2 separate regions of the Homo sapiens genome follow, and region 1 is linked to region 2. Evidence: read pairs that join two places in POLR2A ChIA-PET (ENCODE). Cell type or tissue: CD4-positive, alpha-beta T cell. All regions are shown on one strand. Each heading gives the region's core, and the rest is flanking DNA. Links, peaks and the distances in the headings are about the cores only.

Region 1 (11,284 bases), core at 1-8,000, 86 kb before region 2:
TTCTGAAGGGCAGTAATGTTTAGGGAAAATGCAAGCACATGTGTTTCCAAATGCCAAGGAAGGCAAGTGCAGTGATCAGAGTGGTTTTCTGGGAGAGTGGGTGGGGCTAGCAAGGCTGCCATCGGAACTGTGGAACTGACTGTTCTCCACAGACTCTGGCCTAGAAAAAAAAAGAACCGTGTAGCTGTATCTACAGGGCCTGTTGTTGTTGCTGCGGTGTATTACAACACAGCCTGGCAGCCTCCCCTGCCTTTCTGTCTTCCTCCTGGAAGAGCCTGGTCCCAGACATGTGACACGTCCACACAGCCCTCTGCAGATTTGCCCACACTGCTCCTCACTGTTCCCTCAATTATTAGGCTTTTCCAGGTCTGCATGCTTTTTGCTCACGCTGTCCCCTCCTGCCTGGGAGTCCCTTTCCCCCTTGTCCACACCCCTCTGTCTGGCAAACACCTACTTCATCTTCTAAGATTCAGCTCTACTGTCAGGTGACCTCTTCAATGACGCCTTCCCTGCCTCTCGTAGGAAGAGCTGATTCCTCTTTCCTTGGCGCCTTCCATTGTGCCCTATGCAGACATCTGTCACAACCCCTGTAACATGAAGAGGAGAACTGACATGTTACGTGTATGTCACTGTCTCCTAATGAAGCCCTTGAGGGTTGGGACATATATACCCTGATAGCATAGAGCTTAATATGTGCTGTTATTTTTATTTTATTTTATTTTATTTATTTATTATTATTTTTTTTGAGATGGAGTTTTGCTCTTGTTGCCCAGGCTGGAGTGCAATGGTGCCATCTCGGCTCACTGCAACCTCCGCCTCCCGGGTTCAAGCGATTCTTCTGCCTCAGCCTCCCGAGTAGCTGGGATTACAGGCATGCGTCACCATGCCTGGCTAATTTCGTATTTTTAGTAAAGATGGGGTTTCTCCATGTTGGTCAGGCTGGTCTCGAACTCCCGACCTCAGGTGATCCGCCCACCTCTGTCTTCCAAAGTGCTAGGATTACAGGTGTGAACCACTGTGCCCTGCCTAATATGTGCTATTATTAAGCATAGTAGATGCTTAATCAATTGGTATTAGTATGCAGAGGAATTTTGATCAACTTTGTTTTTCTGCGTTAATGAACAAATACATTGTTTCAGTGACTCCCCTCGGCAACTGGTAAACAGGGAAGCTTCTAGGCACTGAGGACAGACAAATGACTGAGACAGAACCCCTGCCCTCGAGGCGGTTTCAGTCTTGGCTTTATTTGTCTTTTCTGCAGACATCATCACCCTTTTTTTTTTTTTAGAATGGAGTCTCGCTCTTGTTGCCCAGGCTGGAGTGCAATGGTGCGATCTCGGCTCACTGCAACCTCTGTTCAAGCAATTCTCCTGCCTCAGCCTCCTGAATAGCTGGGATTACAGGCATGCGCCACCATGCCCGGCTAATTTTTTAAAATTATTTTTAGTAGAGACGGGGTTTCTCCATGTTGGTCAGGCTCGTCTCGAACTCCCGACCTCAGGTGATCCGCCCATCTCGGCCTCCCAAAGTGCTGGGATTACAGGCGTAAGCCACCGCGCCCGGCGCCCAGGCATCATCTCTTGAAGGCAGCATGGCGATTTCTGGACGAGGCTCTTCATAAATGTTTGAATGCAGTATAGTGCAAAGAGAGCAGGTTTGGAGCCAGGAGACATGAGTTCTAATCTGGCTATGGGATATTAGGTTTCCATAGGTAACTATTAGGTCCCACGTGTAACTAGCTATGGGACATCAGGTTTCTGTTTCCTTAAAAATGAGAGAGTTGATTAGAGATTCCCTAAGGCCCAGGTGCAGCTCCTGCATCTCTATGGGAGTAACTCAGAGGTAGCCATCTGGTTGGCAGTCTACCTTTCGGAGTTGGCGGAAGAACTCAGCCGTTTTGTTTTTGTTTTTGTTTTGAGATGGAGTCTTGCTCTGTCACCAGGCTGGAGTGCAGTGGCGTGATCTCGACTCACTACAACCTCTGCCTCCCAGGTTCAAGCGATTCTCCTACCTCAGCCTCCCGAGTAGCTGGGACGGCGCGCGCCACCAAGCCCAGCTAATTTTTGTATTTTTAGTAGAGACGGGGTTTCACCATGTTGGCTAGGATGGTCTCGATCTCTTGACCTCGTGGTCCGCCCACCTCGGCCTTCCAAAGTGCTGGGATTACAGGCGTGAGCCACCCCACCTGGCCGAACTCAGCCGTAAGGCCTCTTCCTGTTTTAATCTCCTGGGATCTCCTGCTTGAAAGGTAGCAAGCCAAGAGAAAGTATGGTCTTTACAGTCACTGGGTGTCCAGAGGGAGGTGATATCTGCTAAATTGGTTCTCGAGGTGGGATTTCCCCAGTCCCGACTGGGCATCTTAGACTTAATGGGGTTGCTTCCTAGGGCTAACCTGGCCAGCTGACCTAACAAACAGCCTGGCCTGCCCCTCTCCGGCCTCTAGGTAGGCCCTGTGGACAGATAGGAGGGGCAGTGCCTTCAGAGAGACGATACAGATGGGAAGTCAACTAGCTTGCTTAGGCATTAATTTCTCGGGAGGTAAGAGATGTGAGGGGGTGTCAGTTTCCACCATCCCTTCTCTATGGCCCCCACAAAGGGCAAGGGCCAGACACGTGGGCTGGCGTGGGGAGGTGGAGGAGCAAATGATGGGGGCGGGGCCTCATTTGCATGGACGGCGCGCGGCCACCAATCCGGACAGGCGGATCGACAGCCCGCGCGCCTTTTGGGGGCGGACTGACAGCCCCGGGGCCCTATGGAAGGCGGGTCCTGCGGCCGGCTGGGGCGGGACGGCGCCGGGCGCTGCCCCGGGGATTCGGGCCGGCTCGCGGGCGCTGCCAGTCTCGGGCGGCGGTGTCCGGCGCGCGGGCGGCCTGCTGGGCGGGCTGAAGGGTTAGCGGAGCACGGGCAAGGCGGAGAGTGACGGAGTCGGCGAGCCCCCGCGGCGACAGGTACCGGCGCCATGGCCACGGAGATGGGGCGGCCGGCCGCGGCGCCCCGGGAGCCGAACGCCCTCCTTCCAGGTCCCGCCGCGGTCGCACTCGCTGCCTCAGCTCCCACCCCCACGCGGCTTCGCAGCCCAGGAGCCGCGTGTCGCGGGGGAGCGGGGTCCGGAAGCCTCGAGGGGAGCGCGCGGGAGGCCTCGGCCCCACTGCGGCGCCCCTCGCCGCGCCCCAGGGGCCGCGGGGCCGGTGCTCCCCGCGGGAGGCGCGGAGACTAGTGACCGCGGGCGCCGCTCTCCGCCCCCGCCGGCCTCTCCCGGCAGAGGCGAGGCGGGTCGCGCCCGCCCGTCCTCACTGGGCTTTTGTTTCCCGCCCGGGATGACAGGTCCCGCTCCGCCTCCGGTCTCTGGCCCCCGGCTCTCCCCGGACAGGCGGCCGGACCCTCAGCCGGCACCGCTGCGGGCGGGAGCCAAACTTCGCTTTCGGGTCCGGGCGCCGGGACAACCGGACCCCAGGGCGAGCCGAGCGCCGGGACGCCGCGGGCGCGGGGCGGATTCGCCCACCTGGCGGGGCTGTGAAGGGGATGGTGGCGGGGTGGCCGCGCTCCGGGTGTGGACGGGCGGTCCCCGCCTTCACCTGCCGCCTCGGGACAAGCGTTGGGGAACCGCATCGCCGCTGTCGGCCGCTTGTGGAGGAGTCCGCGCAGCGCCGTCTAACAGGTGATCCGCGTCACTCCCAGGCCATACCGAAGCGGCTGAACGCTGTGCCAGGGCTCCTTATGCTCTTCTGTTCTGGGACGTGAAAACGTCTTCCGCCTTATTGGTCGTCCAAAAAGGTGCACCGGTCACAGTATAAGAGTCAAAAACCAGTATTACCAAAAAGACACTACGAGCGTCAGGGTGCAGAGTGGCTTTCTTCGATTAACGAACCGGCAGGACCATCGTAGTCTCTAAAATCGGGTTCTGCAGTGGTGGCGAAAGCGTAGTAAGTTTCAAGTTGTAAGCGGAGATGCAGAATTGTAGATACCCTTCAGTGTGGTTCAGGACAGTGTGTTCAGCGTTTGGCCGCCGTTCAGTAAATTCTGCATGAAGCAGTTTGAGCTCGTGGTTTTGGATTTACTTTTCAGGAGTATGTTTTCCAGTGGAATAAGGCTTACTACTGAATGGGAGCTTTCTTTGCCTCTCTGAGTGTAGACAGGAGTGTTTATTTTCATTGTCTTCCCATTTTGTTAGATTGTGGACAAGGGAAAAGTTAAAGCATATTTTGGTTAAGTATTTTTAATAGTCTGGGATTCTATCCACCTCCTCCATAAGGGTTTTTACTTTAGAGAATTATAAAGTAATTCTCTAAAGGGAGCTGCTTCTCTTGGTGTTTGAATCAAAAGCCAAGAATCGACTTGAAAAAAATTCTTATTCTGGTGGGAAATTTTTATTGTCATACTTTCACTTCACCATTTTCTGTTTGTCTCTCCCCCAGCTGACCTCTGCCTGACAGTCTGCAATTATGGCCCTGACCAATTTAGAGATTCTATACAAATGACATTTTTAAAACGAGGGTTATTAATACTCATTATTTGTGAGAAACACTTTATTTAGTTACCCAGTTTTTTTCTTCTAATGTGTCTTGGTTGATATCTGTATTAGGTAAGATTTATACTTCGGAGATTAAGTTTAAGTTAAGAACAAAGTTGCTAATCTTGATTTAATTATGCTAGTTTATTATTCATTGAATGGTCATTTTACTTATTTGCCTAGGTAATTACAGTTAGCTAATAGCTGATAAGAGTTCGCCATTGAACCATCAACTCTTCAACCAATAATTGTGACTATTTTAGATTAAAAAGAATATAGTGGTCTTTATTGTTTTATTTCTCCATAACAAGCTATGAGGTCTTTGTATGTTTCTGAGTCTTTAATTCTTTTAGTTATGGGAATTTTGGGTGAATTTCTTTTTTAAAACATATTTTTAATCAGTTCAAATGAAAAACTTAAAATATTGCATTAGGCAACTTATTAAATCTTTAGTTATCTGTTTATTCTTGGAAAATAATGCATATTTTGGGTTCAGTTTAGTTTCCTAAAGGCTTCTCTGCTTAGGATGAATTAGTCTGGAGAGGAAAGAACATCCTGTTTGTATACCTGTAGAAGAAGTTACTGCTGTTAAAAGCTAAGTTGGCTTTTTGATGTTTAGTGTGGATAGGTTGAACAATAATTCATCCTCACGTTCGGAGGGCTTATTCTATGTAAATAGTTGAAAGGAACTGGATAAGACTGTAGCTTCCATTATTTTTTATCATTTATATAATTGCTCTTTAGTGTACTTAAATATATAAAATACTATTAATAATTAGTTGTTTATTGTCCTTATTCTGTGATGATGTATGTATATAAACCACATACAATAAAGTTGCATTTCATAAATTTATTTACATATGTGTATTTTAGTATTTTAACTATAAAAGTTAAAGTTTTATTAACTTTAGGTTTAATTAAAAGCCCATTTTAAAATTTAGTTTTTAGATATTTTAATTACTGATTTTTCTCTACTTTAACTTGTAATAGATGATATCATAAAATTATCAACTACAATTTCAGTTTCAAAAATTAAGCATAAGTTGAATTCTCAAATCCACACAATAAACATTGGGAGTGTTTTTAAAGCCATTTACCCTCAGGTATAACTCCTTTTGAGTTTGGAGGTGATAGTAAGTATTTTTAAATAAATGAAGCTACAGAAAACAAGGGCTTACATTAAAACAACTAATTTTGAGGCTAGATCAAATGCCACTATTATAGACATTAGTTTTGCTTTTTTTTTTTTTTTTTTTTTTGAGATGGCGTTTTGCTCTTGTTGCCCAGGCTGGAGTGCAAGGGCGCAGTCTCGGCTCATTGCAACCTCTGCCTCCCGGGTTCAAGCGATTCTCCTGCCTCAGCCTCCTGAGTAGCTGACACTACAGGCCTGCGCCACCATGTCCGGCTAATTTTTGTATTTTTAGTAGAGACGGGGTTTTGCCATGTTGGCCAGGCTGGTCTCGAACTCCTGACCTCAGGTGATCCACCCGCCTCAGCCTCCCAAAGTGCTGGTATTACAGGCGTGAGCCATCGCGCCTAGCCTAGTATTGCTTTATTTAACAGTAATATGCTTGCTGTACCCGGCATGAAGAATTCCTCTAAAGACCATTAATTAAAATAAGTTTTCATAATTCCTAAAGAATAATCTATATTATACATATTGGCACACTAAATTTTGTAATTCATGTTTAACAAATATCTGCATTTTATAATTCTGAAACTATTTGAACTTTACAACTTAGCTGATTAGTAGATTTTGTTTTTTAAGTATTTTATATTTCTAAATTTTTCTGCAGTACATTTTAGTGCATTTTAAAATTCTGACATCATATCCCCAAAAGTATAAAGAAAATTAAATCTACATTCAGTAGCGACTGGGTGGTGGTGGTATGTATGTCACATAACTATTGATTTAAAACAATAACCACTTAAGTGTAATTTAATTTGCAAATGAGATGTTTATTTACTATGTAAAAGACAGTACTGCCAAATGAGACTGGCTAAAATAATTTACAGTGGGGCCATATGTACTAGCAGGTTACTAACAGATTAATAAGGATATTTTAACAATATTTAGAACACTAAAATTCCACTACTCAAAATAATTTGTACTTCTTATAGTAGTTTGAGAACCTACATTTTATGCTTAATTTAGTATTTACTTCTAGTCTTTTTTTTTTTGAGTCGGGGTCTTGCTTTATTGCCCAGGCTGGAGTGCTGTGGTGTCATCATGGCTCACTGCAGACTTCCCAGGCTCAAGAGATCCTCCTGCCCAACCACCTGGTCTCAAGTGATCCTCCCACCTCAGCCTCCCAAGTAGCTGGGGTTACAGGCACACACCACCACACCTGGCTAATTTTTAAAACTTTTAATTTTTAGTAGAGATAAGGTCTCACTATGTTGCCCAGGCTGGTGTCCAACTCCTGAGCTCAAGTGATCCTCCTGCTTTGGCCTCCCAAAGTGCTGGGATTATAAGTGCGAGCCACAGTGCCAGGCCGACTTATAGCCTCTTGGAAAACATTTGGTTAATGAAAGTGAAGGTCCACCAGAGGGAGTGTGGGGTCTATATATTTGTTGTATTTGTTTTTTACCCTTGGTCTGGAATCAAAACATTTAAAAAATAAGAATAAGATTTTATTTTAGTTCTCTAAAACAATCAGTCAAAAGATATTGAAAATTGTGATTGTAGTTGTTTGGAGTTGCTGTCATTTTTGTTATCAAAATCAAGGCTTAATCAAGGCTGTTTTTCTTCTTAGAAAAAGGTGGCGAGGTGCAGTGACTCACGCCTGTAATGCCAGCACTTTGGGAGGCCAAGGCACGTGGATTGCTTGAGCCCAGGAATTTGAGACCAGCCTGGGAAACATGGTGAAACCTCCTCTCTACAAAAGTACAAAAGTTAGCCAGGTGTGGTGGAGTACACCTGTAGTCCCAGCTACTTGGGAGGCTGAGGTGGGAGGATCACTTGAGCCTGGGAGGTTGAGGCTGCAGTGAGCGGTGATTAAGCCATTGTACTCCAGCCTGGACAACAGAGCGAGACCCTGCCTTAAAAAAAAAAAAAAAGATACAATTACTGGAAAAATGAAAATGATGTATTTTCAAAGTGAAATAATGGGTTTTTAAGTAAACAGTCACACATCTGTGAAAGCTAAGGAATGTCCAAATTCTTTATTTTATTATTATTATTTTTTGAGACAGGGTCTTGCTCTGTTGCTCAGGCTGGAGTGCAGCGGTACAGTCTCCGCTCACTGCAACCTCCATTGGTTCAAGCGATTCTTCCTGCCTCAGCCTCCTGAGTAGCTGGGATTACAGGTACACACCACCACGCCCAGCTAATTTTTGTATTTTTGGTAGAGACGAGGTTTTGCCATGTTGGCCAGGGCCAGGCTGGTCTTAAACTCCTGATCTTAGGTGATCCGCCTGCCTCGACCTCCCAAAGTGCTGGGATTACAGGTGTGAGCCACCATGCCCAGCCTAGGAATGTCCAAATTCTGATAATGTTTTATAAGATTAAAAATATAGGCCAGGCCAGGAGGTCAGGCGTTGGAGACCAGCCTGGCCAACATGGCAAAACCCCATCTCTACTAAAAAAAAAAAAAAAAAAAAAAAAAATTAGCCAGTCATGGCAGTGCATGCCCTTAGTCCCAACTACTCAAGAGGCTGAGGCAAGCAAATTACTTGAACCTGGGAGGTGGAGGTTGGAATGAGCTGAGATTGCACCACTACACTCCAGCCTGGGCAACACAGTGAAACTCCATCTCAATAAAAAAAAAAGTATATATATATACCAGGCATGATGTCTCACACCTGTAATGTCAACACCTCAACACTTTGGGAAGCCAAGGCAGGAGGGTTGCTTGAGCCCAGGAGTTAGAGACCAGCCTGGGCAACATAGTAAGACCCCATTTCTACAAAAAATATAAAGTTCTCCAGGTGTGGTAGCTTGTATCTGTGATCCCAGCACTTTGGAAGGGTGAAGCAAGAGAATCACTTGAGCCCAGGAGTTCAGTGCTGCAGTGAGCCACCATACTCCAGCCTGGGGGACAGAGCAAGACCCAGTCTCAAATACACACACACACACACACACACACACACACACACACACACACACACACACACACACATATACGTATATATATACACACACACTTTTTTTTTTAAAGAAAGAGCTTGGGATATATATTTCTATACTTTTTTTAAGAAAAAGATTGGAAGAGACATATATATACACACAGACACATACATACATTTTAAAGAGATTGACGTATGTTTTTAACCTTTTTTTAAAAAAGAAATGGGATATATATATATATACTTTTTTTTCTTTTTTTTTTTTTTTAAAAGAGATTGTTTCTTGCTCTGTCACCGAGGCTGAAGTGTGGTGGCTAACTGCAGCCTCGACACAAACTCCTGGGCTCAAGCAATCCTCTTGTCTCAGCCTCCCAAAGTGCTGGGATCCCAGGCCCAAGCCACCATGCCTGGCTTAAAAATGTAGTACATTTGAATTGTATCCTTTTGAAATTGTTCGTTTTTTGGAAAGAAGAATAAGAGATGAAGAAAAATCAGACTGGAAGAGGGTTGTTTTTTCCCTTTTGTAGTTGCAAATCCTAAGTGGGCAGTGGTAAATTTCTAGAATCATTTGTAGCATTCTGTTTTAAACTTGGCAATTTAAAGATGTTATAAATGAGGAGTCCCCAGAAAATGGTCATTTCATTATCAAAAGCAGGGTTGCAAATTTCAGATTGATCTTTTCAAAAGTTAGATTTGTACTTGTTCTCAGTGTTCCTATCTCTGGAAACTAAAGAACCTCCTCCATTGTTAGCTGAAAATTGCACAGTGAATTTGAAAGTCAAGATGTCCCAGTCATGGACATAATGCTGCGATAGGTTACTTTTTGGAATGGAGAAAACATCTTAGAGATTGAGTCTGCATCAGAATATATTCTGAATGAGCATGGAATGTTCTTTACCCATGTTAGATATTAATTAATTAAGTTTTTCCATGTTTAACTTTTTTAAAAAAGCAAGACAATAAAAACAGTCTTGTAATCTGAACACATATTTTGGGTTTTGTTGCTAGCATAAAAATTATTACCTAGTGGATGGTAACACTGTTTTGAAATTCTAGCTTGGAGGAGATGTTTGTTACAAGAGAAAAGGTGTTTCATTGAAACCTAACAGGGTAATTTACATGGAGAGATACTTGTTTCTCTTTTGAGTTATTGTTAGGTTAAGACATAAACTTAGAAAAATTGAGATGCTCATCTTTCCCATCTTAGATTTACTTTCACTATGAACTTTATAAATTCTTTTTTTTGAGACAGTCTCACTCTATCGCCCAGACTGGAGTGCAGTGGCGTGATCAGAATTATTCAAGCTTATGTATGTGTGTGTATTACACATATATTACACATATGTATAAATATCAAATATCTTTTTTACATTATATATAATGGTATATATGGTTGCTATATGTTTTATGTGTGTATAGCAGTATCTATCTATACTGCCTTATTTCCCAGGCATATTTATATGCGAAACTTTTTTTCTGTGAAATCTTATTGTACCAAGAGGAATAAGTATATATGCCCACAAAAAGACTGGGTCATAGCAGCTTTTTTCACAGTAGGAATAAACTACTGATTCACATAGCAACATAGATGAATCTCAGAAATACTGTTCATAGCAAGAGAAGCCAGGCACAGATGAGTATGTATAAGTGTTTATGATGCCATTTATGAAAAATACAAGAACAGGCAAAACTAAGGTATGGTGATAGAAATCAGGACAGTGGTTGCCTCTGGGTAGGGGTTGTGGTTGACTGGAAAGGAGCACAAGGAAACTTTCTGGCATGATGGAAATATTCTGTAGCTTGACTTGGGTGATGGTAATTCAGTTATATACTTTTTGGGTAACTTCGTTTTCATGTAATTTTTAACTTACAGAAAAGTTGCAAGACTAGTACAAAGAGCTTCCGTATACCTTTATCCAGTTTTGCCAATTGTTATATACATTTACTCAAACATATTGATTCAAACTTAAGATTTTATAGTATGTAAATTTTACTTTAATAAAGGAAAGAAAGCTAAAAAAAGTGTTGAAAATGAGGATGATCTTGTTATCTAAAAAACATGAAATACCTCAGTTAGGAATTAACCAGTGGTTTAATAATGATGAGAAAAAGAATCGTTGGCTGTCTTTTGTCTTCATGTATATGTATTTATACTGCTTTTCACTAAAGACTCATGACATGTTTCTGTTAGAAGAAACAGGATCCTCAAAACGATTCAAGGTAGAACTGCCTACAAGGCAAACCTGCTTTATTTTGTTATCCTACACATGTCACCTAGGGAATGTGACTGAAACCTAGCAATAGCTTTCTGGGAATTGGAAGTTGTGACTGTTTCTGTTAAAAGAGTTGTATACCTACAATGTGCTAGCTGTTGCAAAGACATGAACAGTTTTTACTATCCTAGAACTTAGCCAAAGAAGAGGAGGCATACAAATCTGGTTGTTGTTTTTGGGTGGTGCTATTTTTCATAGGCAGGAAAGACATTGGTGTTTGTAAACTAAACTATTCTTGATCATTGGTAAGTGGTAAATCTGTCACTGTCTACTAGATTTAATGTTTCCACAGCCTCAATAGTGTGATTTGATTTAGATTAAATCAATTTAAATCATAGCTTAAACAATAATGGCTAAAAAAATTCAACTTTCCAATTCTACTACTTATTTTATGTAATTTTTAGTATGTGTTCATTACAATTTAGTATTAGGC
Region 2 (10,484 bases), core at 2,485-10,484:
TGTACCACATTTTCTTTTTTTTTTTTTATTTCAAGTCTGTCAAGCTATTCTTTATTTCGGAGAGAGGGCAGGGCAGAGTGCTCAGTCCTTGGCAGCGGCTTTTGTCATGGTGGCCAGGACATTGCTCAGCTCCTCCTGCTTCCTCTTGGTGCATCCCCACCCTTGTCTTGATGAACTTGAGGGCCCATTTGTCCTTGGAGACCTTCAGTAACTCCATGGTGCACCGCTCGTATGGGGTGAAGCCACACAGCTCTCAGATCATGTCCGGCACGAACTTGGTATATTTGGTCAGGTGCCTGCAGCAGCGGCTGTGCCTGGGCGTCCTCATGTTCTCGGTCACCTTGTGGCCCTTGTTGAGGCCCATGGCCATAGGGCAGCACAGAGCCATGGCCGCTGCTCTCCAATGGTGGCCGTGGCAGAAGGAAGCCCACATTTTTATCCAATCCACCATTGATGGACACCTAGGTTGACTCCGTGTCTTTGCTATTAAGAATATAACTGTGCTTAAGAGTAAGTGCTGTGTGTGGCTCATGCCTGTAATCCCAGCACTTTGGGAGGCCAAGGTGGGATGGTCACTTGAGCCCAGGAGTTTAAGACCAAACTGGGCAACATAGTAAGACCCCATTTCTACAGAAAAAAAAAAAAGGCCAAGCATGGTGGTGCATGCCTGTAGTGCCGGCTACTCAGGAGGCTGTAGTGGGAGGATCATTTGAGTCACATTTATACCACTGCAGTCTAACCTGGGCAACAAAGCGAGACCCTGTCTCAAAACAAAACAGGCTGGGCGTGGTGGCACATGCCTGTAATCCTAGCACTTTGGGAGGCTGAGGTGGGTGGATCATTTGAGGTCAGGAGTTCAAGACCAGCCTGGCCAACATGGTGAAACCCTGCCTCTACTAAAAATACAAAAATTAGCTGGGTGTGGTGGTGGGCGCCTGTAGTCCCAGCTACTTGGGAGGCTGAGGCAGAATTGCTTGAACCTGGGAGGTGGAGGTTGTAGTCAGCTGAGATTCTGCCACTGCAGTCCAGCCTGGGCAACAGAGTGAGACTCTGTCTCAAAAAACAAACAAACACACAAACAATGCTGCAGTAAACATGTCAGTGTAAATGCCAGCTATCTTTCTGATAGAACGATTTATTTTCCTTTGGTTGTATACCCAGTAATGGGATTGCTGGGTCAAATGGTACTTTGATTTTTAGTTCTTCGAGAAATTTCCAAAACTGCTTTCCACAGGAGCTGAACTAATTTCCATTCTCATCAACACTGTTTAAGCATTCCCTTTTCTCCACAACCTTGCCAACATCTGTTCTTTTTTGACTTTTTTTTTTTTTTTTTTTTTTTTTTTTTTTTTTTTTGAGACGGAGTCTCATTCTGTTGCCCAGGCTGGAGTGCAGTGGCGCGATCTTGGCTCACTGCAACTCCCGCCTCCCAGGTTCACGCCATTCTCCTGCCTCAGCCTCCCGAGTAGCTGGGACTACAGGCGCCCACCACCACGCCCGGCTAATTTTTTAAAATATTTTTAGTGGAGACGGGGTTTCACCGTGTTAGACAGGATGGTCTCGATCTCCTGACCTCATGATCTGCCTGCCTCGGCCTCCCAAAGTGCTGGGATTAAAGGCATGAGTCACAGCGCCCGGCCTTGACTTTTTATTAATAGTCATTCTGACTCAGTTGTGAGATGGTATCTCATTGTGGTTTTGATTTGCATTTCTCTGATGATTAGTGATGTTCGGCATTTTTTCATGTTCGTTGGCTGCTTCTTCGTGTCCTTTGCCTACTTTTTAATGGGGCTATTTGCTTTTTTCTTGTTGATTTGTTTAAGTTCTTTTCTGGATATTAGTCCTTTGTCAGATGCATAATTTGCAAATGTTTTCTCCCATTCTGTAGTTTGTCCATCTGCTTCGTTGATAGCTTATTTTGCTGTGCTGAAGCTCTTTAATTAGGTCCCAACTGTCAGTTTTTCTTTTTGTTGCATTTGATTTTGGGGACTTAATCATAAATTATTTGCCTAGGCAATGTCCAGAAGAGTATTTTCTAGCTTTTCTTCTAGGATTTATATAGTTTCAGGCCTTACATTTAAGCCTTTAATCCATCTTGAGTTTGTTTTTGTATATGGTGAGAGGTAGACGTCTGGTTTCCTATTTGGATGCCTTTTATTTCTTTCTCTTGCCTGATTGCTCAGGCTAGGACTTGCCGCATACTGATTGCTGTGGCTCAGTACCATGCTGAATAGGAGTTGTTAAGAGTGGACACCCTGTTTTTTTCCAGTTCTTAGGCGGAATGCTTCCAACTTTTGCCCGTTCAGTATGATATTGACGGCTGGGTGCAGTGGTTCACACCTGTAATCCCAAGACTTTGGAAGGCCGAGGCAGGAGGATTGCATGAGCCTAGGAGTTCAAGACCAGCCTGGGCAGCATAGTGAAACCTTGTCTCTACTAAAAATAAAAAAAATTAGCCACACATAGTGGCATGCACCTGTAGTCCCAGCTTACTTGGGAGGCTGATGCAGGAGGATCACTTGAGCCTGGGTGATACAGGCTTCGGTGAGTTATGGTTGCACCACTGCACTCCAGCCTGGGCAATGGAATAAGACCTTGTCTCAAAAAAAAAAAAAAAAAAAAAAAAAAAAAAGATATTGTCATAGGTGGCTCTTATTATTTTGAAGTATGTTCCTTTGATGCTTAGTTTATTGAGGGTTTTTTATAATGAAGGGATGTTGGATTTTATTGAATGCTTTATGCTGATTGATTCTGAACATTGATAAAGAGGTATATATATATATCTTTAAATGATTTGTTCAGACTTTAATGGAAAGTACTAGTAAGAATAGCATGTAGAATTTCCAAATCACCCCATGTGGAGTGGGGAAATAGAGGAACAAGGAAAACTTCATCAATTGAGCAAAAATTGTTTTAAAAAATAAGAAAACACGGGCCGGGCACGGTGGCTCACGCCTGTAATCCCAGCACTTTGGGAGGCCGAGGCACGTGGATCACGAGGTCAGGAATCGAGACCATCCTGGCTAACATGGTGAAACCCCATCTCTACTAAAAATACAAAAAATTAGCTGGGCATGGTGGCGGGCGCCTGTAGTCCCAGCTACTTGGGAGGCAGGAGAATGGCGTGAACCCGGGAGGTGGAGGTTGTAGTGAGCCGAGATCACACCACTGCACTCCAGCCTGGGCAACAGAGCGAGACTCCATCTCAAAAAAAAAAAGAAAACACTGTGTAGAAAACCAAAGACAAGAATAAAACCACTCATATCAGTGATTACAAAAAATATGAATGGGATAAAGTCACCTATTAAAGGCAAAAGGTCTCATAAAGTGAGAACAACAACAGTATCTAGCTATGTGTTCTTTATAAATGAAACACTAAAATCAAAAAGGTACCAAAAATTGAAAATAGAGGAAAGATTACGTCTGCCCATATTGAGATCTGATGGAGCTGTGAGACTTTACATTTTTGTTTTTCATATGCTTTTGAAGTATTTATGAATGTCCTGGGATATAAGTCTAGGAATAGGAGCAAATTCTTGAAACCATTTTATTATATGTTTTCACAAAATAATGTAATATGGTACTTGGTCTAAAGTGGCCAGTGTTTATTCTTTCAAATATTTTGGATTTATATAATTTCTTTCTTCCAAAAAGTTATCTTCAAGTCTTCAGGTAGAATAAAATCATAGTAGAAAATAAGTCTTTCTGGCCAGCCATGGTGGCTCACGCTTGTAATCCCAACACTTCGGGAAGCCAAGGTGGGAGGGTTGCTTGAGGCCAGGAGTACAAGACCAGCCTGGCAACATGGTGAGACCCCATTCTTAACAACAACAACAACAAAATAGCCAGGCGTGGTGGTGTGTGCCTGTAGTCCCAGCTACTAGGGAGGCTGAGGAAGGAGAGTAGCTTGAGTCCAGGAGTGTGAGGCTGCAGTGAGCCATGATCACACCACTGCACTCCAGGCTGGGCAACAAAGTGAGACCCCCAACTCAAAACAAAAACAATAAAGAGGCCGGGCACGGTGGCTCACACCTGTAATCCCAGCACTCTGGGAGGCCAAGGCTGGAGGATCACTTGAGGTCGGGAGTTCAAGACCAGCCTGGCCAACATGGCGAAACCCCATCTCTACTAAAAACACAAAAATTAGCTGGGCATGGTGGTGCGGGCCTGTAGTCCCAGCTACTTGGGAGTCTGAGGCACAAGAAGTCCTTGAACTCGGGAGGCAGATGGTTGCAGTAAGTGAAGGTTGTAGTGAGGCAAGATCACGCCACTACACTCCAGCCTGGGCAACAGAACGAGACTCTGTCTCAAAAAAAGAAAGAAAACAGTCTTTTGTTGCTGCTGCTGCTGTTGTTGTTGTTACAAAAAAAAAAAAAATTCCAGCCAATTGGCCATTTATTTTAGAATAGTATTAAAAAACAAAGTTTCCATATCAATATAAAATTTGTATAGCTTCCTAGAATTTATTAAAATAGGAATACTAATAGATTCAAAAAGGAAAATTTGTATAAATTAGTGAAAATTACCACCCTGTCCTTAATGCCCTATTTTAAGATTAGTCATTAAATAAATATTTACTTGCTGGCCCTGAACTCTGTGCTGGGTACTGTGAGGCACAAAAGAAGTACAAGATACTGCCTTTGCCTACTAAGAATTTTATTCATACTTTGACAGCTTTCTGTGTTGAACCAGTAAATGTTTTCTTACACAGAGCTCTAAAACATGTTTAATCTGGTATAATTTACCACTAGGCACAGGAAAATAATTATAGCTAACATTCCTTTAGTTTGTCTCTGTATATCCACACTTAACAACAGCATTTTCACATGATAGACACCCTGACATATGAATGAATGAATGAATGAATATCAGGTGCTAGATTAAAAGCTCTAATTCAGTATCTAATTTAATCCTCTCAACAATTATCATTTAGCTAGTGTATTATCCACATTCTATCAGTGAAGAAACTGAGCTTCAGATCACTTTAATTACCTTGCCCAAAGTCATAATTGAAGTGGCAGAATGGGACTGGAATCCAGGTCTAACTCAAGTGCTATAGTGGTGTGAAGGGAAGACTGGTAAGGGTTGGTGTTCATGGAGAATTTGTTGCTGGGTGTATACTTCTTGTTTAGATTTCCTGTTTTGAAAACATTCAAACTTGATCAACCAAAAGAAATCATTTGCATAAATGTTATTCAGTTCCAGGAGCCAGGTTCCACGCCTGTTAGCATCTGTCCGTCAGTTCTGTAAGCAATCTTACAGTGGTGTGTGTTCATCCTAAGTAGTACAAAACAGTGCAGAGGAGGAAGGCGGACAGCTTAGGGGAAATCTGACCACCATGCGTGTTGGAAGTATTTCTCTTGTTCTCCTGCTTTTAGAAAGCCATCTCTGCTTGCTTTTTCAGGGGGTTATTAAGATCCTACTCTCTTGGATACTGTGCTCTATTAGGCAGGAGACACAGGCAGAAAGAAGCTCACTTGGCATGAATTAGGCAACAGAGAAAACTCTTGCTCAGTGGGAGTAACCTGTCACAACCTGGTTTTCTCTGGCCAGATAACCAGTCTTGTCGAGTAGTAATGCCATTACAACATTCCCATTCAGATCCTCATGACCCAGTAATTGTTTTGAGAATGAGTGCAAAGCTATCAGACACCAACTACTATAATTAGAAAAGGGAAAAATAGACACTTACCAGAGCTAATGTCTTTAGGCTGGAGCATTTACAGCTTTTTGTTTTTTGTTTTTTAAGTTATGGAGCCTCTTTCTCAGTTTTGCTTCCTAAAATACAAATTGCATGGTTTAGGGGTTCTTGCATTTCATTTTTGTTACTGCTGTGCACTCTCTTTCCTTTTTTCCCCCCTATTTTAATCGGAGTACAAATTGCTGTCAGCACATCGAGTTCATGTGCCAGCCACATTCAGAACAGGGTGTTCTGTGCTCTTCAAAACAAAATTGCTCTAGGGCAGTAAGAGAACAATAAGTCAGAGCTCCAGTTTAAGTGATGTTTTGCAGCTCGCTTGATGTGGTTACACTCCGATTGCGCAGCTAAGCTTGGGTAATTTGGTTTGGTTTGACTTTGTGGGGATTTGGAGGACCTCCCTCCCCCTTTAAGTTACATAGTCTTTAAGTCAAGAAAAAAATGTTGTCTCTTTTTAACTTGTTTATTTCTTTCTCTACCAAAAAAGCCCTAAGTAGAAGCATCCTGTATGTACTTTTATTCTCTTTGGGCATGTCATAGATGATTTACTTCCCGTAAATCATGCTGGTTGGGATTAGCAACAGACCTCCTGAGCCCTACAGGCTGCACTCCCAGTGAGTCACGATGGTTATTATTAAATATTTATTAAGTTAGTATTTGCACTAAAAGATGCCAGGTCAAAAAGCAACCACAGGGCTTCCACAGCCAGAGCTGCCATGGTTTTTGTTCTGTTTTGTTTTGGTAGGAATTTTTAAGATAACATTAAAAAGAATAAGTGGAGCTATAGGAGCTAGGCTCATCTGCATCTGTTACTGCAATCAGGGCCCCTACTGTGGCAATCAGCAGTCTTTCCGTGGCTCCAAGTGGTGTGTGAGTTCTTGTCAGCAGTCTCGTAGAACTTTTCACATCAGTGTTCCAAGTTTAGAAACCAGTTAACCCAGCAATGCCCTTTGCTACTTGTAGATGTAGAGAATCAATGGGCTGTATTCACCATGAGGCTGTGATACCTCCTTTTACTCTGACATTCCGAATGTTGTCAGTATTACAAGGCGATGGTTTTGGTTTTTTATATAAACTGGGGTGTATATGTCTGGATGTATATCCGTTTAAGATTTTATAGTACTGCAGGGTCCAATTGTGAAGGGTTAGATTTACCAGGAAAAAAAAGATTAGTCCACATGTAAAGTAGAAAATATTTATAAGAGCTATCACAAATGTTTACTGTCCTATTACAGCATCAGACACTAGTTCTGTCATTTATTGTCTCTCTGAGAAGACTAGCTACAATGAATGTTTTGCTTTCTTAATTATGCCTTTGTTACAGTTTGACTTTTTTTTGGCATGGTTACTTCATTTATCTTTCCCAACATGTTTATTAGTAGCCAATCTTTTTCCCTCACTAATGATGGGTTATCACATCTAAAGAGAACTTCTGAAATTACTCATTTAATTTTAATATCAAGTACATACATCAAGCTGAAAAACAGCCTAGGAAACTAACGCACAGGCAGGAATCCTTGCAGAGTCTCTGGATTTCCTGTTTTGAAAACATTCAAACTTGATCAACCAAAAGCCACAACAAATGTACTGATAATTTCCTCCCCCACTAAATGTACTCTCCTTAAGGGAGGAAGATGATACTTCCAACAATAAACTTCAGACAAAAAAAATCTGTTAACTAAGTTGTGAGCTACTAGGACAATAAATCTCTATACTTGAGACATTCCACAATACATGAGAAATTTACTTTGCTCAGCAAATCTTTTTTTTTTTTATGAAAAGTGTTATTAGTCTAAATTTCTTGGGCAGAGTTTTAAATATTTAGAAATGCAAACTTTTTAGAACTCTTAACCTCCTTAGAAATATCAATTTTTACTCCAGTAAAAATATCTTTTTTTTTTTGAGACGGTCTCACTCTGTCACCCAGGCTAGATTACAGTGCCGCAATAACAACTCACTGCAGCCTGGAACTCCTAGGTTCAAGCAATCCTCCCACCTCAGCCTCTCGAGTAGCTGGGACTTATAGGTGTGCGTCACCACCCTCAGCGAATTCAGTAAAAATATCTTAAGCCTCAGACTCCCTGTAGAACCTCTCTAGTATGCATGTACAGTCATATGCTGCATAACATTTTGTTTAACAGCAGATTGCACATAGGACAGTGGTCCCGTGAGATTATAATTCCATATCTTTACCTTCTCAATGTTTAGATACACAAGTACTTACCATTGTGTTACAGTTGCCTACAATATTCAGTACAATAACATGCTATACAGATTTATAGCCTAGGAGCAATATGCTATACCACTTAGCCGAGGTTATAGTAGGCTGTTCCATCTAGATTTGTGTAAGAACATTCTAAGATGTTCCCACAGTGATGAGAATACCTGATGACACATCTCTCAGAATGTATCCCCATCCTTAAGTGAAGCGTGACTGTATTTGAAAAAGTTTAAATTTGAATTTATTTTTTAAATGTTTTCCAATTCAGAATGAACTTTCAATTTGCTACAAGTTAATTTTATCTAGAGCATTCTAAAAGTAAGTCTAACAGAAGGAATTATCAGCATTTATGAGTGTGGGACATAAACTAAAATGCCATATGCGAGCTCTACCAAGCCACTCCAACTCTAGCCCTTGTTTGGAGGAGCTGACTCAAGAGTTAGGCCCTTTCTAGTTTGGCCCAAGTTTCTTAGACCCCATTCTGTGTCTGCAAGGGGAACACATCAAGATGGTATTAATACTGGTGAGTTAAAAAAGAGTAGTGAGTACTCACTTCGGCAGCACATATACTAAAATTGGAACAATACAGAGAAGATTTAGCAAATCGAAAAAAGAGAAGAAAAGGGTAGAACGCTTTAGAGCATAAATGTCCAGGGGACATTTCGGCCCCTAGTGTCTACACCATTTCTGTTCATTCTTCAGTTTTTCTCATTTCTCAGGCCTGGGCTAGGGGTAATTCAATTAAATTATTAACTGCAGGAATTAGATTTGAAGCTGGTTTCTGGACTATATTGATATTGAGAGTGATATTACCAGGTCATAGAATCATAGAATTTTAGAGCTTCATTGAGATCATGTAGTTCAAAAGTAGAATAAGTTAGATTTGAATTTTTATTTGGAAGGTAATAGTTGTTTTATTGGGCATGGAATGAGTATAACAGAACGAGTGATTTTTAGTCTCTCTACAAGTTGTTGATCTAAAGTAAAGTAGATCAGCCAGTGTTAGAAAAGAAGCATTTTAGGAAATCTCTAGATTTGAATATAGGCTATTATGTTACAGAAGTAGGAATAAAGGATTTTCTTTCTTTTTTATTTTTATTTATTTATTTTTTTATTTATTTTGAGATGGAGTCTCCCTCTGTTGCCCAGGCTGGAGGCTGGAGTGCAGTAGCGCAATCTCAGTTCACTGCAACCTCCGCCTCCCAGGCTCAAGTGATTCTTGTGCCTCAGCCCAAGTAGCTGGGATTACAGGCACGTGCCACCACACCTGGCTATTTTTTGTATTTTTAGTAAAGATGGGGTTTTGCCATGTTGGCCAGGCTAGTCTCAAACTCCTGACCTCAGGTGATCCACCCGCCTCGGCCTCCCAAAGTGTGGGATTACAGGCGTGAGCACCGCGCCCAGTCAGGATTTTCTTATGAAATCCAAATTATCATATTGCTTGGTGACTGTTATGCTGTCATACCAGCCATCCATTTTTCTTATTACATCAAAAACTTAAAATAGAATACCCTTAATATTAAAAGTAGTTGTAAAGTTTCAGAGAATTGTTTTTCCTAGAAATAAAGAGTCTAGGCCAGACCTGGTGGCGCATACCTGTAATCCCAGCGCTTTGGGAGGCTGAGGCGGGTGGATCACCTGAGGTCAGGAGTTCGAGACCAGCCTGGGCAACATGGTGAAACCCTGTCTCTACTAAAAATAACAAAATTAGCTGGGTGTGGTGGCACACACCTGTAATCCCAGCTACTTCGGAGGCTGAGACAGGAGAATTGTTTGAACCCAGGAAGTGGAGGCTGCAGTGAGCAGATATCACGCCACTGCACTCCAGCCTGGGTGAGACAGAGCAAGACTGCGTCTCAAAAAAGTCTAACTCATCAAGAAAAAATAGATATCTGTATGCATTTTTTCTATTTTGTCTTAAAATATGAGAAAAAGCCTCTTATTTTAATATGAAATTACTCTGGGAAAGAGCTTGGTAAATTGGGGTGGAACGGGGAATTAGGCCTCCCAAAATTGACCTCCTAATATTTCAGGGGAGGTTATTAAGTAATTTGATTTGTGAAGTTATAGTAGACTATTGATTCTTTCACACTTTACATTTATTATTTCCAGTAAGGGATATAGCTAAGATAGTTATTGATGTTGTTGTCTTTGGATTTACCATTTTTATTCAGATATATTTGTGAATGAGATTAGGACTCTTAAAGAAGAAGGAGCATCTGTATTCATTTAATCTTTGTATATCATTGGAGAAATAGCCATTTAGTTGGCTTTTTGGCCCAAGCATCTGAAGCCAAGATGCAGTTACAGATGTTTATATATTTGATATTAAATTTGTGGCATTTGATAACTTTATTAAATAATTCAGCATCTCTTGACTTTGTATTATAGGTGAGGAAACTTCTGTCACATAGTAGGCTTAGAATAAACCTGTGTTTCTGGTTTGTTACCCACTAAACTGTCTTATTGATACAAATATCAGTAATTACAAGTTTAATTTAGAAATATGGTTGCTCCTAAACTTTCAGACTGGGTAGACTAAGCTTCACCAAGACACACTGTGTG

The links. Peaks named below come from ENCODE experiments on the same cell type or tissue, not always from the same donor. Only the 100,000 strongest peaks of a DNase experiment are listed, where the experiment ranks them.
Region 1: POLR2A ChIA-PET joins it to region 2 with 25 read pairs; 13 of 35 experiments call an interaction of 5 or more read pairs at or near these places.

The regions. Positions count from the first base shown.
Region 1 is chr6:35,680,468-35,691,751 of GRCh38, reverse strand. It overlaps FKBP5 (FKBP prolyl isomerase 5), which reads left to right and starts at 2,837. Exons shown (of 11, transcript NM_004117.4): 1 at 2,837-2,948. RefSeq lists silencers at 2,608-3,457, 8,294-8,494 and enhancers at 3,718-3,807, 3,828-3,897. In CD4-positive, alpha-beta T cell, for the core only: no CTCF peak of the experiment used is centred there; DNase peaks (open chromatin) are centred at 531, 2,711, 3,671 and 7,041; H3K4me3 peaks cover 2,942 bases; H3K27ac peaks cover 1,195 bases.
Region 2 is chr6:35,597,532-35,608,015 of GRCh38, reverse strand. All of the region lies in intron 5 of FKBP5 (FKBP prolyl isomerase 5), which reads left to right. It also overlaps the pseudogene RPL36P9. Among named protein-coding and RNA genes, the nearest start is that of LINC03135, 59 kb to the right of the region's middle. RefSeq lists a silencer at 5,350-5,644 and an enhancer at 6,319-6,824. In CD4-positive, alpha-beta T cell, for the core only: no CTCF peak of the experiment used is centred there; DNase peaks (open chromatin) are centred at 5,315, 6,025, 6,545 and 7,235; H3K4me3 peaks cover 3,190 bases; H3K27ac peaks cover 6,844 bases.